Regions from separate parts of the Homo sapiens genome. Here region 1 is linked to region 2. The links are chromatin loops, found by intact Hi-C in ENCODE. Cell type or tissue: dorsolateral prefrontal cortex. All regions are shown on one strand. Links, peaks and the distances in the headings refer to the core of each region. The heading gives the core; the rest is flanking DNA. Region 1 overlaps PLEKHG5 (pleckstrin homology and RhoGEF domain containing G5). Region 2 overlaps GPR153 (G protein-coupled receptor 153).

Region 1 (5,363 bases), core at 296-5,295, 230 kb after region 2:
GTTGCCCAGGCTAGTCTTGAACTCCTGGGCTCAAGCAATCTGCCCGCCTTGACCTCCCAAAGAGCTGGGATTATAGGCATGAGCCACTGTGCCTGGCTGACCTTGACATTTTGGAAGTCTTCGAGCCAGCAGCCTCGCACAGAGCTCCTCAATGTGGATCTCCCTGGTGGTCCTCAGAAAGTTTCAAACTGAGCGTTCAGGCGGGGACACCACAGAGCTGTGTGTTCTTGCTATTTGCCTGTAATGCTGGATCCTCTGGGGACCTCTGTACCTTGTAGAGTCCCTTTTTCCCCTATAATTAATAAGTAATCTGTGGCATGGCACTTTGAGATGTCTTGTTCCCCAGTAATCTCACTCAATCAGTTGAGGTCAGGAGTTCAAGACCAGCCTGGCCAACATGACAAAACCCCATCTCTACTAAAAATATAAAAAATTGCCAGGCACGGTGGCTCATGCCTGTAATCCTAGCACTTTGGGAGGCCGAGGCGGGTGGATTGCCTGAGCTCAGGAGTTCGATAGCAGCCTGGGCAACACGGTGAAACCCCGTCTCTACTAAAATACAAAAAAATTAGCCAGTCGTGGCAGCGTACGCCTGTAGTCCCAGCTACTCAGGAGGCTGAGGCAGGAGAATTGCTTGAACCGGGGGCAGAGGTTGCAGTGAGCCGAGATCACACCACTGCACTCCAGCCTGAGTGACAGAGCGAGACTTTGTCTCCAAAAAAAAAAAAATTAGCCAGGCATGGTGATGTGAGCTTGCGGTCCTAAGAGCTTTAGCATACATAGATGATTTTAACCTAAATCAATTATTTGATTCTTCTGATGGCTGCAAGGTGGGGGATTTCCTTTTTTTTTTTGAGACAGGGTCTCACTCTGTCACCCAATCTGGAGTGCAGTGCCGCAATCTCGGCTCACTGCAACCTCTACCTCCTGGGTTCAAGTGATTCTCCTGCCTCACCGTCCCAAGTAGCTGGGACTACAGGCATGTACCACCATACCCAGCTAATTTTTAGTAGAGATAGGATTTCGCCATGTTGCACAGCCTGGTCTCGAACTCCTGGGCTCAACTGATCCGCCCGCCTCAGCCTCCCAAAGTGCTGGAATTAGTGCTGGGATTACAGGTGTGAGCCACCATATCAGCTTGGGGTCACTCTTGACATTCTCTGTTATGCCCCCATCTGGTCAGCCCGAAAATCCCGCTGGCTCCACCTTTAGTATCTGTGGCCTCAACCCAGCCACAGCTCATAAGCGTGCCACTGCCCAGCCACCTTTTAGCTAGATGACAACAATGGCCTCAAAACTGGCCTCACTGCTACCCCCATCCCCCACAATATGTTGTCCATGTGCAGCTAGAGTGGGCCCTGTTCAAAGAGGAGTCCCACTGTATCTACTCAAAACCCTCCAAGGGTTCCCATCTCACTCTGAATAAAAGCCAAAAGGGGCCAGGAGCAGTGGCTATGCCTGTAATCCCAGCACTTTGGGAGGCCGAGGCGGGCGGGTCACCTGAGGTTGGGAGTTCGAGACCAGCCTGACCAACATGGAAGAAACCCTGTCTCTACTAAAAATACAAAATTAGCTGGGCATGGTGGCGCATGCCTGTAATCCCAGCTACGCGGGAGGCTGAAGCAGGAGAATCGCTTGAATACGGGAGGCAGAGGTTGCAGTGAGCCGAGATTGTGCCATCGCACTCCAGCCTGGGGCAAAACTCCGTCTCAAAATAAATAAATAAATAAATAAATAAATAAATAAATAAATATATAAGTAAATAAAAAGGCCAGGCGCGGTGGCTCATGCCTGTAATCCCCAGCACTTTGGGAGGCTGAGGCAGGCGGATCACAAGGTCAGGAGATCAAGACCATCCTGGCTAACATGGTGAAACCCCGTCTCTACTAAAAACACAAAAACTTAGCCGGGCATGGTGGCACACGCCTGTAGTCCCAGCTACTCAGGAGGCTGAGGCAGGAGAATTGTTTGAACTCAGGAGGCAGAGGTTGCAGTGAGCTGAGATTGCGCCACTGCACTCCAGCCTGGGCTACAGGGAAGACATTATCTTAAAAAAAAAAAAAAGCCAAAAGGGTTAAGGTTAGGGTTTTCAGTCTTTTATGACATTGACTTTTTTTTTTTTTAGGGTTAAGGCCACCCCATTCAGGGACCTCCTGTCCTGCTCTTCCATCCTGGCTCACTCCCCTCACCCACTGGCCTCCTGGTCGTTCCGGGACACACTCCCTCAGGGCAGCTCCCACCTCTGAGCTGTGACATCTGCCAGTCCCTGGACTGAGATGCTTTTCCCCAGATATTGAAATGCATGGCTCCCTGCCTTCCCTCCCCTCCTGCTAGCTTCCCCCCAAGTCACCTTCTCATCCTCCTCATTCGCCCTCCACGCTCCTTTCCTGTCCTCAGCACTTTCCAGCACCTGACAGGTCACATATTCCACCCTGCTGCCTCCACACCTGGTCACATTCGCAAGGACAGAAATGTTACTCTGTCTGATTCAGCGCCTGACCTCCGGTCCCAGCTGCTCCATAAATCCTTGTTTCATTTATGAATTAAGGCAGGAGAGAGGCGCTGAAGAGTTTCTGGCTGGTGAAAGCCCGATGAGAGATTTCCGAGATAGGCGTGGTGAGGATAGCAGAGAAAGTGACAGGAGGGAGGAGGAGGCCGGGAAGAATCTGAGTGTGTTTTTAATGTGGTCGTCATGTGTCTGGAGCCACACTGGGGGCATTACATGTGTATCTCATCCCATAAGATAAGGGCTGTTATTGTCCCTGTTTCACACAAGAGGAAAGTAAAACTCAGAGAGGTGAAATGACTTGTCTAAGGTCACACAGCCAGTGGATCTAGGACTTGAAGCCACTGTGTGTGGGGCTCTGGATCCCAGATTATTATTTATTTATTTATGTATTTATTTATGTTTTTTGCGATAGAGTCTCGCTCTGTTGCCCAGGCTGGAGAGCAGTGGCATGATCTTGGCTCACTGCAACCTCCGCCTCCTGGGTTCAGACAATTCTCCTGTTTCAGCCTCCCAAGTAACTGGGACTACAAGCACACGCCACCACACCCAGGTAATTTTTGGATTTTGAGTAGAGACGGGGTTTCACCTTGTTGGTCAGGCTGGTCTTGAACACCTGCCCTCAGGTGATCCACCCACATCGGCCTCACCAAGTGCTGGGATTACAGGCGTGAGCCACGGCACCCAGACTGGATCCCAGATTTTAACCCACATTCACGCCCTCTCATGGGTGTCTTAGGAGCGAGAGGCTGGCCTCAGGTCAGCCGGGATTACGGGGACAGGAGGAAATCTATCTCAGTTTGATGCAAGCCCTGTTGGTTCTTGTGTCCCTCCGTGTCTCCATCTGACAGGAAAGGGAACAGGGCACAGGACTGGCAGTCGGCAGGTGGCACTCCAAGCAGGCCCACGTGCTCAGGGAGGGGCTGATCTGCATGGAGCTGGGCCCCAGGCAGGTGGCTGGGGACAGGATGACCCAGATTCCTGAAGGCAGCCTTGAGCACCAGGTGCCCCCACTTCTACACCCTTCAGGAGTGATCTTCAACTGTGCTTGTGGGGCTTGAAGTGAGGGTGATGGGATTGATCCCTCAACCCCTGCAGCTCTTTCTGGTTTCTGTCTTAATCTATCGTAAAACAAAGTGCAAAAACTCCAGCCCGGGCCACACAGTGAGATCCTGCCTCTACAAAAAACAAACAAAATTAGCCGGGTGTGGTGGCGCTCTCTTGTAGTCCCAGCTACTTGGGAGGCTGAGGTGGGAAGATTGCTGGAGCCCAGGAGGTTGAGGCTGCAGTGAGCCATGATCACATTGCTGCACTCCAGCCTGGGCGACACAGTGAGACCCCGTCTCAGAAAAAAATTTAAAAACTACAGAGACCACTAAGCTGTCCTCAGCCAGGGCTCTACCCACACCCTCACCCTGAATCCACAGCGCACTGCTGAGAGAAACATCAGGCTTTGCAGCTTCTGGGAGCCCAAGCTTCAGGTGTCTCCTCATGAGAATGATCTGGGGAAGGGCCCTGCCCCACCTTGTCCCCTCTTCCTGGGAGCCCCCCGTCTGCGGGCTCCGCAGCCCTCTGGCCCTCTGTGAACCCAGCCAGCATGGCAGAGGCTCCCAGCTCCAATCCCTTCCAGGCCTCCTGAGATTTCCTAGTGCCAGCTGGGGCGGCAGACCTGCCCATGACCCAAGCCCTGGTCTCACCGCAGGTAGGGGGTGACAAGGAAGGAGCCGTGCTAGGTCGGAGGAGTTCTGGGAGGGTCTCTGGGACCCTTCCAGTCCAAGTCTGACTCTGTGCCACCATCTTGTTTTTAAATCAATCCAATATACAGACAGCAGATTTGATACCCTGATTCGCTCCTTACGGAAGAGTCAGTATTCAACAAATACGGACTGAGCCCTATGACGCACCCCACCCTGGATCCCTTGAAAGCCTCGAGATCAGTTTCCCTGCTGTGATGGTCTGGGTGGCCACTACCATCACTGAGGCTGCTCGACTCCTCCAGCTGCTGCCAGGGGCTGGTGCCCAGGCCCGGCTGACCTCATCTGCTTCCCTCCTCTCAGCAGTCCCCAGGCTCAGGGGCACTGGGGGCACAGTGAGGCTCAGCCCCAGGATCTGAACCAGGTGGTTTCCGACTTCGTCGAGCAGATCTGGTTGACGATGAAGTTCTGGAAGCCCCCCGGGAGAACCATGAGCCCAACTGAGAAGCTGGGGTGGGCAGAGCTCCCTGGTGCAGTTTCTGCTCCCCGTTCTGCCTCACGTCCCACCCCCAAACCCCAGAGTCTCCCCAGCTCCCTCCAGAGGCAGGACTCCCCCAGCACTAGGGCGGAATGGCCCCTTCTTGAAGCCAGACTCCAGCCCCTTCTCTCAGACCCAACTGCCCCTCCCTCACCTGCCTGCCTGCCCACCATGTCCTGCCTCTGTCCTGCAGGAGGGACACCAGGGTCCGGGGGGGAATGTTCCCAGGTCTCAACCCAAGGGAGGAGAGAGCCCACCCATGGGAACAGCCAGCTCCCACCCCCTCTAACGCCAGGCAGCCAAAATAACAGAGGGGGGCCCTTTGGGGAATACACGCATGTGAGGATGGGGACAGAGAACCAGGCGTCCACCCTCACACAAGGGCTGGGGCCAGAGGCACAAGGAGAAACAGAGGCCTCTGGGGTAGGAGGAGGCTGTGGGCAGGGCCAGGGCAGAGGAAGGAAAGGAGAGGGGCGGCCCAGCATAGGGCCCGGGACCCACAGGTGTGTCCGGAGCTGGCCCCAGACACAAAGCGCCAAGAATTGGCGGGGACATCTCAGCCGGCGGGGACACACCCCGGAGTCCGAGGTCCCCGTCACCAGGGTGCAGCTGCCCAGGTAGGGGG
Region 2 (5,363 bases), core at 133-5,132:
CGCCCGCCGCGCGCAGCCCCCCGGGCTCGCCCCACGACGCGCTCAGGCCGGGGCGCAGAGAGCCGGCGTGCGAGTGCGCAGAGGGGCGTGGCCCTGGGCTCCGCTGGGCGCTGCTTGGGGGCGTCGGGGCCTCTCCGGGATCTGCGCCGTCGGGGGCGGCGGGCGCAGCGGGGAAGGGCCCGGGCGGGCGGCGCAGGGCCTGTGGCTCGCACTCGAAGGCGGTCAGGGCGAAGGCGTCGGGCAGCAGCGAGGCCGAGGCGGAGCGGGGGCCGGGCCCGGGGCGGCGGCGCGGGCTGCCGGGGGGCGAGTCGCGGGCTCCCCGCGGGCCGCTATCCAGGGCCGAGGGCCGCAGCGACAGCAGGCTCTCGGCCGAGCGGCGGCGCGCGCGGGACGGTGGTGCGTCCTCCGCGAAGGCCAGGAGGCTGGCGCGGCGCCGCTCGGGCCCGGCAGGCAGCACCAGGTGCGCCAGGGCGGCCAGGTCCTCGCCGGAGCCCCAGCGCGGCAGGAAGGCGGGCAGCGGGACGGCGGCCCACACGTCCGCATCGTCGTGGGAGAAGCGCCGCGTGGGCGGGACCTGTCAGGACGCGGCTGGCTTTTACCCCGAGCTGCCCTCCTGGGAAACGGGGACAAACCCTTCTCCACCCTGGGGAAAGGCCTTCCGTGGGTCAGGGACCAGGCTGCGCGCTGGGGCAGTCTGGCTGGGAGCTGTGAGGTTTGGTGCAGTCTCTTCGAGCCGCAGGGCTGTGTCAGACAGCTGGGGTCGGTTGGGGAGGGCGCTCGTTGAGGATACTGAGCCGGCAGGAGATAACTCATGTGACAGGGACCATGGGGGTGGCGGTTGGGGCCCACCCACACAAGCTGTGTGACCTTTGGACAGCCCGTCCTCGGATGGTGACAGCCACCCCTGCGACTGCAGAAGGCGTGAGATGGGCTCCGAGTGGAGAGGCCTCGGGGAGCTCAGGACACCCTGTCACCCGCAGGTGCGGCCTCTCCCCCAGCCCTGCGCTCACCTGCAGGTATTGCATCTTGTCCTCCTGCAAGGGCCGCAGTGGGTAGAGCTGGGGCAGGCCCCCCTCCAGGGCGGAGATCTCATACTTGGCCATCCTATCTAGGGCCACAAAATCACCTCCATAGCCATAGTCCAGGGAGCGCTCCAACACCAGGTCCGGGGAGATGCCACCTTCCAGGCTGGTCTCTGTAGGGTGGGGGGTGGGTGGGGGGGCAGAGCCTTAGGGTCATGGAAACTTGGGGGCATCTGGGAGGGAATCCCAGGGATCCCCCTGAGATCCCCCAACAGACATATACAAGGTAGGGGGCTGGTTAGCTGAAAAGGGAATGGGAGGGGTTCTGGGTTCAAATCCCAAATATGCCACCCTTTAGCTGTGAGACTGGGCAGGGAGGTCACTCACTGAGACAATTTCCTTATCTAGGACATGGGGTGGGACCAGAGGTGACCTCGGGAGGACTAAATAACACACGCAAGGGGCTGGCAGTGCCTGGACAGAGCACGGGCTGGGCTGAGGGTAATGGGATTGCTGGTAACGGTATCCAGACAGGACCTCGGTCTGCAGGAGCCCCCAGGGCAGCTTGCTGGGGATCCCTGAGGTTGGGGGGTGAGCCCAGGAGCTCCGCTGGAGCACTTGCAGACATGTCTACCCTGCTCTCTGTTAACCAGAACATCCCATTACTTGGAACCTGGGGCAGCCAAGCCAGATAGGAGAGTGCCCTGTGGGAACCTGGCTTAGGTCCCTTGGACATTCAAGTACATTTGGGGGTGACACGGGGTGTCTGGTGGTTGAGAATGAAGTCACCTCCTTAGTGGCGTTGCCTGACAGCCGTTTTCCTGCCAACCCCAATGACCTAACCTAGACGCCACTCTCCCTGGGGCCACTCTCAGGCCATCCTCACCATCGTCTGACTCCTCGTCGTTGGCCATGAGGGCCATGCACTTCTCCCGGACAGCTTTGAGGTCAGCCCGGTAGCGGTCGCAGGCCCAGAGGAACACAGGCAGCAGCAGGGCCTGGGCCACGGAGCACCACAGCACGCAGAGTGCCATCCAGGGCGCTGAGGCGTCGGCCCGCAGGCTGCTGAAGCTCACCACCTGTGGGCACAGGGCTCGGCCTGGCACCTGCAGGACCCCCCACCATCACACAAGCTCCCCCTGAGTCTCGGTCTCCCCATGTGTACGGCAGGTCTGACAGGTGGGTATCTGCCAAGGAGAAGGGGCCCTTGGGGAGAAAAGAGCTGGAGCGTGGCAGTGGGAGGCCCCGCCTTCCGGGAGCTACCTGGCTACTGGGCAGCACTGGGTGGCCTTGCTCTGTCTTCCTCCTGGCTGCCCATGGAGAGAAGTGGGGCATGGATTACCACCTCCTCCCCGCTTTGTTTTGAGACAGTCTCATTCTGTCACCCAGGCTGGAGTGCAGTGGCTCAATCATGGCTCACTGCAGCCTCCATCTCCTGGGCTTAAGAGATCCTCCTGCCTCGGCCTCCCAAAGTGCTGGGATTACGGGTATGAATCACTGTGCCCGGCTGCCATCCCCTTTTTGAGATGAGGAAACTGAGGCTTAGAGAACCAGGTCTCAAGCCTGTTCAAGATTCTACCACCCCCTTCCCGGCCAGTGGCCTCCTCAGCCCTACCCCTGCTTTTGGGTCCCTGCATTCCTCCTCTCCCAGGATAGCCCTCGTTGCTCTGTCCCAAAGAGTGATGCTTAAGTGACTGCCACAAAAGAGTGAAAGTGTGGAGGATGTGGGTATGTTGATTCTGCCGTTTGTGGGCCACGTGACCCTCAGAAAGCTGCTAAACCCCTTTGGGGCTCAGTTTCTTCATCTGGAAAATGGGCTAAGAACAGGCCATGCTCTAGAGGGTGAAGACTCCGGACGCTTTATAACAGCAGCATGGAGTGGCCCCACAAGCTGTACCCTCTTCCCCGTCCGTAAGAGACGCAGGGGTGGTTCTGACTCCCTCCCAGCCCCGCCTCTCCCCACCACTGCCCCCACTCTGCTCCCGAGGTGCCTTGTGGGTCTCTGCTGTTTCATGAAGCCCCTGCCCTCCATCTGCACAGGGACCGGGCTGCCAGCCCCCACTGTACACATGAGGACCCTTAGCTGGGGAGAACCAGGCCTGCTGGGGGTGGGGCAGTGGGGGCTGCCTCCTGAGCAAGGCCCTGACTCTGAAGCTGCCACCCCCCGAGTCACCATTCTGGAGCTCATGTCCTCATGTCCTGCAATGGCTCAGGGAAGGCAGTCTTGCCTGCTGCTTGGATGAAACCCCTCAGGCTGGTCTTTGCCCCAGTCCTCTCCCTGTCTCACTGCAGACCTTTCGGGGATGGGCGTAGAGTCCTGCAGGGGGCAGGGGTTGGCTACTGAGTCCAGACTTCATTCTTGGGCCAAGCTGGTCCCAGCTTCACCAAGAGGACCCCAGGCAGCCCCTCTGGACCTCAGACCTTTGTCGGCAAGGCCTTTCTCACAGCAGCCCTCACCTTGGCCTTCCCCAGCCGTTAGTATCAAGTGCAACTCCCCAACAGACATTTGAGGCCCGCCCTGGCCTTGCTCTGTCTCCTGATCCTGCGCCCCTACCTACCTACCTACGGCACCAAAGCTCCCTCTGTCCATCCTGGGACCTGGACCCACCAGGAAACCCATGGGTATGCTATCCTACCTCTGCATCAAACGGCCCTTGAGGCCAGATGCAGTGGTTCACGCTTGTAATCCTAGCAGTTTGGGAGGCTGAGATGGGCAGATCACCTGAGGTCAGGAGTTCGAGACCAGCCTGACTAACATGGTGAAAACCTGTCTGTACTAAAAATACAAAAAAAAAATTAGCCAGGCGTGGCAGCGGGCACCTGTAATCCCAGCTACTTGGAGGCTGAGGCAGGAGACTCGCTTGAACCCAGGAGGCAGAGGTTGCAGTGAGCTGAGATTGTGCCATTGCACATCCAGCCTGGGCAACAAGAGCAAAACTCTGTCTCAAAAATAAATAAATAAATAAAGTAAAACAAAAACAAAAAAATGGGCCTTGGGCAAGGGGAGTAAACTCTTCTGCACTGTAGCAGCTAGGCCCTGGGCCCTGCAGTTGCCGGATGTGGGTTCAAGTCCCACCAGGCTGCCCTGACTCTAGGCAGGTCTTTACACCTCTCTGAACCTCGGTTTCCAAATCTGGAAAATGGGGACGATGATCAAGCCCATCTCAAAGGATTGGGTCTGAGGACTCAACCACCTGATGCCTGGAGTATGAGCAGCCCCAGGGCTGTCCCAGAGACAGGCCCCTCTACCCGACGCCGTCACCCACCAGCACAGGGAAGCCCATGAGGCAGTCGTAGATGAAGACTATGGTGGTCACGAGGCCCGTGGTCTGCAGAGAGGTTTTGGCGGGCTCCGAGCCATCGATGGAGGAGCGCCGCTTGCCCTGCGCGTCCTCCACCACGATGGTGGGCACGGTGAAGGCGCGGCGGTCGGCCTGGCGCCCCACCTGCACGGCCAGCGTCTGGAAGAGGGCGATGGCTGTGCAGATCACGCCCATGGCCACGCTGCCGCCCACCAGCAGCAGGAAGCAGACGCCAAAGCCCAGGCCGATCTCAGCCACGATGAAGCGGCAGCCATGGGTGTAGAAGCGCTCGCTGGTGTCGTGCCAGCCAACGGCAGGCAGGGCCGACAGGATGAAGGACACCATCCAGATACCCATGACTGTGTGCACCGCCTGCTTCTTGGCATTGCTCAGCCTGGCATGAGGCAGGGTGGAACAGAGGGATCTGGCGTCACCCACAGGGCCTCCCCAGGCCTCTGGGGACCTGTAGGGGATCCGCACCACCCAGGCACCCCACACCCCCAGTATATCATAGTCATGGCACAGCCAGTGTGGCAGGGCCTTGTTCCTTGCATAGGAGATACTGTGAACATTGTCACACGTCCCTCTTCCAAGCATTCTGTATTGGCTGCTTGTGTCTACCCATGCAAAGCTACGTGTATGCCCCCAGCAGCTTACAGCAGCCCCTCCTGAGCCTGCCTGCCCTCCCAGCATGCCACAGGTGTGGCCACTCCTGTGTGCGCATGGGCACACCAGATATGTCTTTGTTTTCACGCCTGCTTAGAACCCCAAGAACCCCAGAACTTCACATGCTCACCGGTAGTTGACAGGCCAGCAGACCATCCACATGCGGTGGTAGGAGAGGGAGGTGACAGAGAAACAGGTGGCCAGGGTGAGGGTGTAGAAGGTGGACACGAAGACCTTGCAGAGACCCTCATTCCACTCGAAGTCGGGGCGCTGCCGCCGCAGCTGCACCACGGAGTAGGTGGCGATGGGCACGGCCACATTTAGCATGTGGGTGGCCGCGAGTGTACACAGCAGGAACTCCAAGGGCTTCCAC

What was found. Hi-C counts contacts between places; a loop is a spot of excess contacts. Peaks named below come from ENCODE experiments on the same cell type or tissue, not always from the same donor. Only the 100,000 strongest peaks of a DNase experiment are listed, where the experiment ranks them.
Region 1: it touches region 2 in a loop (4-fold over the local background); 18 of 110 quality-filtered maps call a loop at or near these places.

The regions. Positions count from the first base shown.
Region 1 is chr1:6,479,813-6,485,175 of GRCh38, forward strand. The region is part of intron 1 of PLEKHG5 (pleckstrin homology and RhoGEF domain containing G5); the gene reads right to left. Among named protein-coding and RNA genes, the nearest start is that of PLEKHG5, 9.2 kb to the right of the region's middle. In dorsolateral prefrontal cortex, for the core only: no CTCF peak of the experiment used is centred there; no DNase peak of the experiment used is centred there; H3K4me3 peaks cover 518 bases; H3K27me3 peaks cover 311 bases.
Region 2 is chr1:6,249,430-6,254,792 of GRCh38, forward strand. It overlaps GPR153 (G protein-coupled receptor 153), which reads right to left. Exons shown (of 6, transcript NM_207370.4): 2 at 5,121-5,363; 3 at 4,289-4,718; 4 at 1,909-2,101; 5 at 1,011-1,195; 6 at 1-574. Among named protein-coding and RNA genes, the nearest start is that of HES3, 7.9 kb to the left of the region's middle. RefSeq lists an enhancer at 254-795. In dorsolateral prefrontal cortex, for the core only: no CTCF peak of the experiment used is centred there; no DNase peak of the experiment used is centred there; H3K27me3 peaks cover 3,273 bases.